2 separate regions of the Homo sapiens genome follow, and region 2 is linked to region 1. The links are chromatin loops, found by intact Hi-C in ENCODE. Cell type or tissue: PC-3. All regions are shown on one strand. Region 1 overlaps SUGCT (succinyl-CoA:glutarate-CoA transferase). Region 2 overlaps SUGCT (succinyl-CoA:glutarate-CoA transferase).

Region 1 (5,000 bases):
TCATTTTGAAATCAACAAATGAATTGAATGGGGTGGTACATCCGTAAAGGAAAATATACTTTAAAGTATTTAAACTCAAGTAAAGAGCAAAGGTGAGAAAACAGCCTTTGAAATCCTGTCATAAGGCAATATAAAAGTCAGAATCTTCATTGTTAATTTCAAGTGATTGAAGTTTTTTCTTGAGTATAGAGGGAGATAGATTTTTCAATTTTTTTTTTCAATTTTAGAAACTCTTCTTTCCTGTATGGATTGATCTTTCCTTGGCTTTTCTAATGAATACTTTTAGTGTTATACCTTTATCCTAAAGTGATCATTGAAAATCACATATCCTTTCCGTTGGTAGTTTAAATATGTCTTCCCTGGAATTGTATGATGATATTTAGTGTCATTGAGTCAATTATTTTACCTTCACATCCAGACAATTACATTTAAAATGAATTCTTAAACATTCAGAATTGAAAAGAAGGTTTCCACATTAAACCAATGGCTCTTTTGGCATCTACTACATGCCTTAATTTTTACCACATATGCATAAATTGGCAAAGTATCTTATGGGTTATAATAATCCTGATGGCTTGGAATTAATATATTGCCATCATAGAGCAAGTCCTGAGCCCATCTACTCTGAATCTTTGGATAAAGACAAAACTCCATCCTGCCATGCACCTGGTCAGTTGTGCAATGCTGACCAATACACAGCTGCTAACAATAAGGGTATTGTGCTTATGTAACCCAGTTCAGGATCTGATGGTTAGTCTCTCGATACATGCTGAAACACGAGGGAATTTTTACTTGCCAGGATGCCTGCTTCATGGAAAATATTGTGTCTATGTTGAAGCATACACTTACATCTCTCTATATAAGTTGGTGGAGTTGAATTCTACCAGATTACCTTAGCTTTCCAAGTCAGTTCAGGGTTAAGGCTCTCTCAGTCAAGAAAAGGTCATACAGTGTGGCGTCGAATGTAATTTTAGGAATTGTTTTTTGAGCACTTGTTTTATCAAGTTAACAAAAGTCTGTATTATGTTTCTTCTCATTGATGTGGGTGTGTCCTTGTGTGTGTATTATTCGAGAGAGGCTTCCATTTGTTGAGTGATCTTCATGCAAACATCTTGGAGTGCTTTACAAAAGAATTTTAAAAATCAAACCAAACAGGATATGAAACTGTGCTGCCAAACAAGTAAGTCTTTAGGCATGATTTAAATTTAGTTAATGACATAAAGAGCTAAATCTGTGAAAGGAAGAAAGTTCCTTGGATCAGAAAAAAAGCAGAAAACAGATACTCATATTTTGTCTAAGTCTTCATTTGAGTAGCTCCAAAAATGTTCTTTTAGAAGTGAAGTTGGAAAATCCCAGGCTAAGTGAACTCCAAGGAGCAGTGTTTTAGGGGAAAAGACCAGATAATAGTTCCCATGTGCATAGTGATCTACAGATTGCAAAGTGTTTTCCCAGCCATTATCTCATTTGACCATCACAACACTCCATCAAAGTAATTAAGGACAGTGTTACCCCAGTTTACAGATGAATAAACTGATGACAGGAGAAACTAAGGAATTAAATGAGGTGATAGAGCTAGATGGTGATAGAGCTGGGATTGGCATATGGATATTGTTCCAAATCCCATGTTGTATATACAGTAACATAAGGCTCCACTGTGGCGAACTATTTACACTGGATACTTTTCTCCTGCCATTATAGCTGCCTTGGGAGTGATAGTAATGACTCTGACTTCCCAGGGTATCTTAACATTCTGCTTCCTCTCAGGAGGATCTCCTGACATTCTTGTGTAAATGGAAAAGTAGAAAACCAGGATCTTCTAAGGCAAGTGCATTGTAAATGATAATTTCATGCCTTAATCTTTTCAAAACATTTAAACTGGCTTTGATGATTCACCTTTAAACTCACCCTTCAATAGTTCTCAGAATCCTCCTTGAGAAGATGAAATTGGAATGATCCCATCAGCTCTGGCAGTTGTAGGTGGATTCTAATGGTAAGGGACTGTAGTGGGGAAAATGGGGAATTCTTAATGAGCTCCCTTTCTATTGCTGACTTGAACCAAATGTAGTTATCCTTGAACGTTTGAGGATTCTATAAGCATTGTGGTTTCAGACAGTGAGTCATAACCTTGTGCCAGAGGGGTGGGTGATATAGTATCTGGATTGATTCATGAGACATATAGTGGCTTTTTAAGGTATATTCTGAAATGAGTCTTCCAGCAGTCAGGTTTCGTTGTTGTCGTCTTTGTTTTGCCTTCTTCTCTGAAAACACAATTATTTTCTCATTCAAGGTTTGGACTTTAAAAGCTTACTTTTTCCTTGAGACACCTTTAGCTTGAGACAAATCTAGGAAGAACATCGTTTTGTGATTCTGTAGATCTTTTGACAAAGTGGATCCTCCTGCTTCAGCCTCCCTGACAATTACTTTATTTTTTGTAGAGGCGAGATCTTGATATGTTTCCCTGGCTGGTGTTGAACTCTTAGGCTCAACCCATCTTACCCCACTTGGCCTCCTAAAGTGTTGGGATTTCAGGCGTGAGCCACCACACATGCCTCTAAACTTTTTTGTTTTGTTTTTTGAGACGGGATCTCACTCTGGCACCCCGGCTAGAGTGTATTGGTGTGATTATATCTCACTGTGGTCCCGACCTCCCAGGTTCTGGTGATTCTCTTACCTCAGCCTCTCAAGTACCTGGGATTACAGGTGTGCACCACCACACCTGGCTGATTTTTGTATTTTTTGTAGAGATGAGGGTTTTGTCACGTTGCCCAGGCTGGTCTTGAACTCCTGGGCTCAAGCAATCCATCTGTCTTGGCCTCCAATGTGCTAGGGTTACAGGTGAGAGCCACTGTGCCTGGCCAACTTCTAAATTTCAATGACTTATTATTTTTTTTCTTTTACCTGCCAGACCTTGGTAATCATTTCTTCTTTTAAATTTTTTTAATATAATTGTCCAGGTGGTTCAAGATCCCCTAAAAGATGCTGTATCATTGCTTAAGGTAGAATGTCTTGCACAGAATAGGAGCTCAGTCGATGTCTGCTAATTATTAGTTTTTCCTGTTCTATATAGAATTATATAGTTTTAAGTGTTAGGCAATGTTTTTAACTTAGAACTTAAAATGGAAATCACTATGATGATTAAAATATTCTATATCCTCATTGCCCAATATGGCAGCCACTAGCCGTTTTGCTTGAGCACTTGAAGTGTGGCTTCTGTGACTGAGGAACTGGATTTAAATTTTATTTAACTGTAATTAATTTAAATGTATAAAGCCACATGTAAGTAGTGGCTGCCAGACTGGATGATGCATGCTCTAAGAATGTGCAGAATGGCAATCTAAATGTGAACTGTGAGTTAGAGAAGTCCTCCTGGAGGAAGAGGAACTTGGGTCTTGCAGAAGGGAAGCAGAGAGAAGGGGTGAGGTGTTTTAAGTAAGGAATATAGTAAAAGCTCTGAGGTGATTGACAGTGTTAAATTTGGGATTAGTTTCAAGACTGGAAGTAGAGCAGAGTTTGAGCACTAGGGACAGTAGTAATAATAACAGCAGACACTTACCAATTTACAGGCCACATACTAGTTTAATCTTCACAACAATACTCTAACTCGAAGAATATAAGTAATTTGCTCAAAGGTACAAGTTGATATTGGACCTGAGATTGGAACTCATATCTGTCTAGCTCAAAAACCTAAGCTTTTAACCACAATACTGTGCTGCCTTATGATCTGCCATGTTTAGAAAGACTTACAAGTAGGAAATAGCCTAAATGTCTTTTAACTGGTAAATGAGTAAACAAATAATGGAATACATCCAATCAATGGAATACCACTTACAAATTTGAAAAGTAACAGAACTACAGATATATGTAACAACATGGATGAATCACAAATGTATTATGCTAAGTGAAAGAAGCCAGAGGTGAAGAGCTATATACTGTATATTCCATTTGTATGACGTTCTAGAAATGGCAAAATTATAGAGACAGAAAACAGGCTCAGGAGTTGCCAGGAGCTGGCAGTGAAAGGCAGGGATTAACTATAAAGAGACACAACAGATTTTTTGGGGGACATGATGAAAATAGTGTGTATCTTGATGGTAGTAGTGGTTACATGACTATACATTTGTCAAAACTCAGAGAACTGTGAACAAAAAGGGGTGAATTTTACTGTATATAAATTGCACATCAGTAAAGTTGAATGATAAACAAAGACAGACTTACAAGTAGATCCAAGTTTATTTTCTCAATATGTTAAGTTATTGTAACCAGGCTATTTTGAAAAATAAATAATTCTAAAATTCTTGTGTCTAAACATGTCTTCATATTTATGATAGATATATAAATATATACAACACATATAATAGAAAAATGATGTAGAAATTAAAAATTCATAAAAGTGATGTGTGTGTGTACCTAAAGCAGTTAAATTTGCATTTAACATGAGTTGACACATTAAATGTTTATTCAATTTAGTGTTTATTTGTCATTGCCATGGCAAAGCAGTTGGAGGTGAAAGAGGAAGTGATGTTTTAATTAACATGATTGGTAAGATGTCATATGACTTATCCCATTTTCCTTTTATTGTGTTTAAATGAAAATAGCTACCATATGAAATCATCAATCCTTTTAAAGCTTGCTTTAAAATTTTTCAATACATAATGGAATTTTCATTTTCACTCATATTTCACTTATATAAATCACTTGTATGAGACAACAGTAAAATGGATATCTTTTAAACAGATATATTTATATCCTCCTTTTATATTTCTTTTTCTTCTTTCTTTCTGTTTTTTTTTTTTTTTTCCAGACAGAGTCTCACTCTGCCGCCTAAACTGGAGTGCAGTGGTGCAATCACAGCTCATGGCAACCTCCGCCTCCCAGGCTCAGGCGATTCTCCTGCCTCAGCCTTCTGAGTAGCTGGAATTACAGGCGTGTGCCACCATGCCCGGCTAATTTTTGTATTTTTAGTAGAGACAGGGTTTCACCAATTGGCCAGGCTGGTCTCA
Region 2 (5,000 bases), 61 kb before region 1:
GACCCATCCTGATATTGAATGTGCAAGAAAGAAATGTTAATTTGGAGAAAAAATTTTGTAGGAAATATGTAATGTATAATAAAGGAAAACATCTCATAAATATTTTAGATTTTCCATCCAGGCAGTAGCTAGACTGAGTTCTTCTTTTTCCTCTTAGTTTTAACTGTTGAGTAGACCTGTTTGCAGTTGCTATACGAATAACCCACAAATTGCAGATATAATACAAAATGTTTGTCCCATGTGCATATTGACAAGTCATTTTCTGCCTCTTGTTGAGGGTTTCACGCTGCTATTATAGGTGAGGCTCTTAAGAAATTTCAACTGACAAATATTTTGCTAACTTTCCAAAAAATTTTAGAATTCAGTCTGTTACAAAAAATACATTTTATGCATAAAAGCTTTATAATATGTAATTAATGTTTGCCAAATTATTGAATGAAGCTGACAAAATATGGGAAGTGAATATCCCTTTTGATTCATATATTATTAACAGGTAATTTTACGATAGTGTCAATGGAATTAAGAAAGACATGAAGAAAGTCCTTATAGCAAAGACTGAGATATTTAGGGAAAAGTGGTAAGTCCCTTTCAACCAAGAATATTGGTGGATATTATTCTTTTTTATATGATATTATTGGATATTAGTGGATATTATTATTTCTTATATCAAAATCCCCCAAATGAATTTTATCTAACATGCAGGCATTTATGATATCTAAAGATTTATGAAGCCAGACTATCAGCAGATACAATGAAATTATGTATAATTCAAATAATTAGAAAGTCTTATGGCTTGACATTTAATATCTATCTTAAGAATTTTAATATGTAAATGTACCTGTTTTCTCCATGGAAAAGACTATGATGTCAAAGGCAAGAGGATATCTTAGTATTTTTATAACCTGATGAGTGTCTGATTTTATTAGTTTTCTATGATTGCTAGAAAAAACTTCCACATAGTGGCTTAAACTAACACAAATTTATTCTAGTTCTGGATATCTGAAGTCTAAAATAGGTCTCACCGGGCTAAAATCATGATGTTGACAATGTTAAGGTCCCATTGAAGGTTCTAGGGGAGGATCTACTTCTTTGCCTTTTCCACCTTCTAAAAACTGCCCACATTCCTTGGCTTATGGCCTAGTTGAAAAAGAGCTCTGAGAATCCTAGTAAAGGAGAAAATCATTATCAAGATAAATCCCATGCATGCATGGATTGTTTGCTGGACTTTTTGTTCTGTTTACTAACCAGTCTATATATTTCTGGAGTAATTTCTTGCTAGTTTTTAACTACTGTGGCTACATAGTACAGTAGTAGGCCAAATTTTCTCTCAATTTTTTTCTTTTAAAACAAATGTTCTTGCTGATTTCATGGATCTATTATATATAGATTTTAGAATCACATGAGAGGATTTCATCTAATTCATAGATTAATTTGGGGGCAAATTTATAGTTTCATAATATTGAATCTTTCTATAGTAGCATGGTATTTCTCTAGGATTTAAGCCTTCTTACGTTTATGGTAAGGTTGGCAGTTAAAAAAAATGTTTTGCACATTTACTTTACCCTTGTCCTTAGTTAGTTTATTAGTATTATTTGTTTTCCGAATGAGATCTTTAAGAGTTTTATTTTCTAATTTGTGATTGCTAGCTACTGATTTTATATGTTGATATTGTTTCCAACTGGCTTAGTAAACTCATATTTATTTTAATAATTTCCCAAATGTTTTGCTGGACATCAGATTGTTGGCAAAGAATGCCTGTTTTTTAAATATGCCATATATCTGATGTCTTTTTGCTAGGACATCTTGTGTTTGCTAGGACCTACTTTTAGTCCTAAGTGATTTCTTATGATCTTCCAAATCATTAATTGAATCTTTATTCTCATCCATCTTGCTAGTTTGCTCGTGTATTTATTTTTAAAAACATTTGACCACAATGCTTTTAATTTCCAGAAATGTTAATTATTTGTCTCCCTCCAATTCTTTCTGTTCTTCCTCCTCTTCTTCTTTGCTTTTTTCTGAACATTGTTTTTAAGGGAATGCTGTATTTCTTCAGCTTTATTGATTATAATTATAAGAATTCTGTTAAAATTTCTTTCTGTTTCTTTCAGAAATTTTAAGGGATTAGTTCAGATTTCTATGGGATTAGTTCTATTTGTAGGATATTGTCACATTATTGGCTTCCGTAGTTTTTTAATAGTTACATTTGAAGGATTCAATTGAGAAGCTTTGGTAGTTGGAGGGCTGTTTCATAAATGCAAAGAGGAATTCCTATTCTTTCAGCAATGATTTGTGGCTGTGTCCCAGGAAGGATGACCAAGGTGGTGGTGTGGTAGAGAGTGGAGGGGCATGTGTACTTCACCCCTACACTGTGAGCCTCTGGGGCAGAAGCCTTTTTCCTTCATTAATATGTTTATCTTTGGCTTCTGGAATAGCACTAGCTCAATATTTAATTCAAATGCTTCTATACAGGTTAAGCAAAGACCTTTGTTAAACTGTTAAACATTCATTATTTTGTCCTAACAGTTGTAAATTCAATATAACAGAATAATGAAATTAGAGGCACTGATCTATAATTAAATCCTGGAGAGTAAGCAAGCTTTAATTTATTCTCTGCTTTAATGCCTATTCTCACGTTGGCATTTTGCATCAATCACTGTTTGTCCAAAGATTTGGAGAGGGATGAAGAAGAGTTACTGGAATGAACATTCGTGACATGTTTTTAAGATAGTGAATATAGAACTGTGATTGGAGTGTAGGGTTCACATAAGGAAAGAGCCGGAGATAAAGTTGTAGCCAAGCTGTGAAGATGTTTATATTTATGTCTTAGGAGTTTGGACCCTGTCAGTAATGAAGTATTGATGGGTTTTGTGCAAGAAAACATTGTGAGGAAAGTGTCTGTATTTGACAGTGGTGTCATGAGAAGTATAAAGGAAAAGGATTAAGAGATTGTTCAGTAATCTAGGATGAGAGGGTGAGGGCCTGAGATAGTGTGAAGGAAGTTGGAATGGAAAGAAAGTGACATTTAGAAGAATCTGAACATAATAACTTTACGATCCGGTGATTTCTTGGATGAGAGAGAGAGAAAATATGAATACTTAACAAGCATAAGGGTTTTAAGCCTGGGTTACTGAAAAAGAAGTGATAGAGTTATAGAACTAAATAAAGGGATCAAAAAGAAGTGCTTGATACTGATTTTCTGGTTTAGCTGTCATTTAAATACTTAGACACAATCATGTTTTATATTTTGAACTCTTTTATGCTTTCTGTGCACTGACATCAAGGATATCCATTAATTACATAAGGGAGCAGAGGTGCAGAAGACGGTGTTTGCGTTATGTGCTGGTCAGACTTGGGGACAATCTGGCTGCACTATCTGCCATCCATCTTGTCTCCAAGGCTATTAAGTGCATCTGCCTCGCTGGACTCACTCCAGCTCCCAAGAATGGAACTAATTCAGAAGTTGACTCATGAATATACAGTTACCTGTCAGTCTTTCAGGAAAAGTTTTATGAAGATTTTTACTGTTAAATGTTGCTTTAAAGGTATGCAAAAATCCTCTTTTGAGGCTTCCTAGGGTTTTTGCCTCTGTTGCCATTGATAGATGTGCATTCAGGAAATTCACTCTTCTCATAATAGCATTGTTTTTTCTTTGTTAATTCTTTTCATTGTGCCCTGTCAAACGAATGAGTTGCATTGACTTGGTATATATAGGGTTGCCATAAGGATTAAGTAGGAGAATATAAGTAATATGCCATGAAGAATGCTTTGCTCAGTTAGCCCTCAATAGCTGTTAACTGTTTTCACCATCAGGATTCACAGTTTCAAGGACTTCTCTACTTGTTACTGATCGTGCTGTGACATTTAAGGCAATGTACTTCATACTTTAATATGCATTAAAATAATCTTTAGGGTTTATTAAAACACAGATTACTGGACCTCACTCCCAGAGTTTCTTATTCAGTTGGTCTTGGTTGGGGCTTGAGAATGTGTATCTCTAAACGTTCCCAGTGACGTTGATGCTGCTGTTTGGGATCAAACGTTGAGAACCAGTGGTTTGGGAGGGATTGGTTGGGGGAAAATTTTTGTTTATAATGGAGTCAATCACTTTACAGTTAAGAATCCTCCTCTTCTGTCTGCACATTCTGAACCTAGTCTGCTGTGCTCTTTGTTTTTGGAAGCAGCAGAAACCAGTCAGCAGGTGACAAATTTCATTATTCTACTTTCTTCGAATTTTTCCAGAGAGTCCTAAGTATACCACTGTTAGTGCTGGCACTTTTCTGTTATTTTAAGGATTTGTTGGTTTTTCCAAGGTGGTTTTCCCTTGATGCCAGAAGATGTGAATAAAAACATTATGATGATGTTCGGGTCTATCTTGCTATTTGATATATGGTGGAATTTTTCACTTAATACTAATTTTTTAAGCCATACTTTTCTTTCTTACTTTTTTTTCAGTTCTCATTTAATTAGAGTTACAAATGGCATCGCTTATAAACATACTTATTGTAAGCACAGCAATGTGGCTTTCAGTATCTTTGTAATGAAAGTTTAAACTACTTGGAACTCTAGCTTACATTCCTTTAAGTCTTTATGATCTAAATATTCTTTTCCATGATGCCAAAAAGGTTCTGTGTGATCATCTAAAGTTTGAAATTCTTTTTCAAATCAAAGGCACTGCCAAACTCAGAAGCAACTGTGTGAAGAAAATGTGTGGAAACACCACTCATTACAGGTTGGTTTATAAAAAGAGTTGCAGATTGATAGGTCTTTGAAAAATGTTTGGTGACACAAAACTCTTTCAATCAGTTCCAAATCTGGCAACTCTCTTGTTGCATTAGATTCTTTTTCCTTCACTTTTCTTCTCTTTCTAACAGAGACAGACACATCCCTTTTCCTGTGTCCCATTTTAGATGACTGATGGAAAAGTAAACACCAAATATGAGCATGTGGGGATGGTTTATTTCTTTTTACATTGACTAGAAGGCAGTGTTGAAAGGGAGACA

The links. Peaks named below come from ENCODE experiments on the same cell type or tissue, not always from the same donor. Only the 100,000 strongest peaks of a DNase experiment are listed, where the experiment ranks them.
Region 2: a loop joins it to region 1, with 4 times the contacts of the local background. A loop is called at or near these places in 2 of 110 quality-filtered maps.

Annotation. Positions count from the first base shown.
Region 1 is chr7:40,583,123-40,588,122 of GRCh38, forward strand. All of the region lies in intron 12 of SUGCT (succinyl-CoA:glutarate-CoA transferase), which reads left to right. All of the region lies in intron 3 of LOC105375244 (a long non-coding RNA gene), which reads right to left. Among named protein-coding and RNA genes, the nearest start is that of SUGCT-AS1, 39 kb to the left of the region's middle. In PC-3, no CTCF peak of the experiment used is centred here; DNase peaks (open chromatin) are centred at 2,119 and 3,339.
Region 2 is chr7:40,522,560-40,527,559 of GRCh38, forward strand. The region is part of intron 12 of SUGCT (succinyl-CoA:glutarate-CoA transferase); the gene reads left to right. Among named protein-coding and RNA genes, the nearest start is that of SUGCT-AS1, 22 kb to the right of the region's middle. In PC-3, no CTCF peak of the experiment used is centred here; no DNase peak of the experiment used is centred here.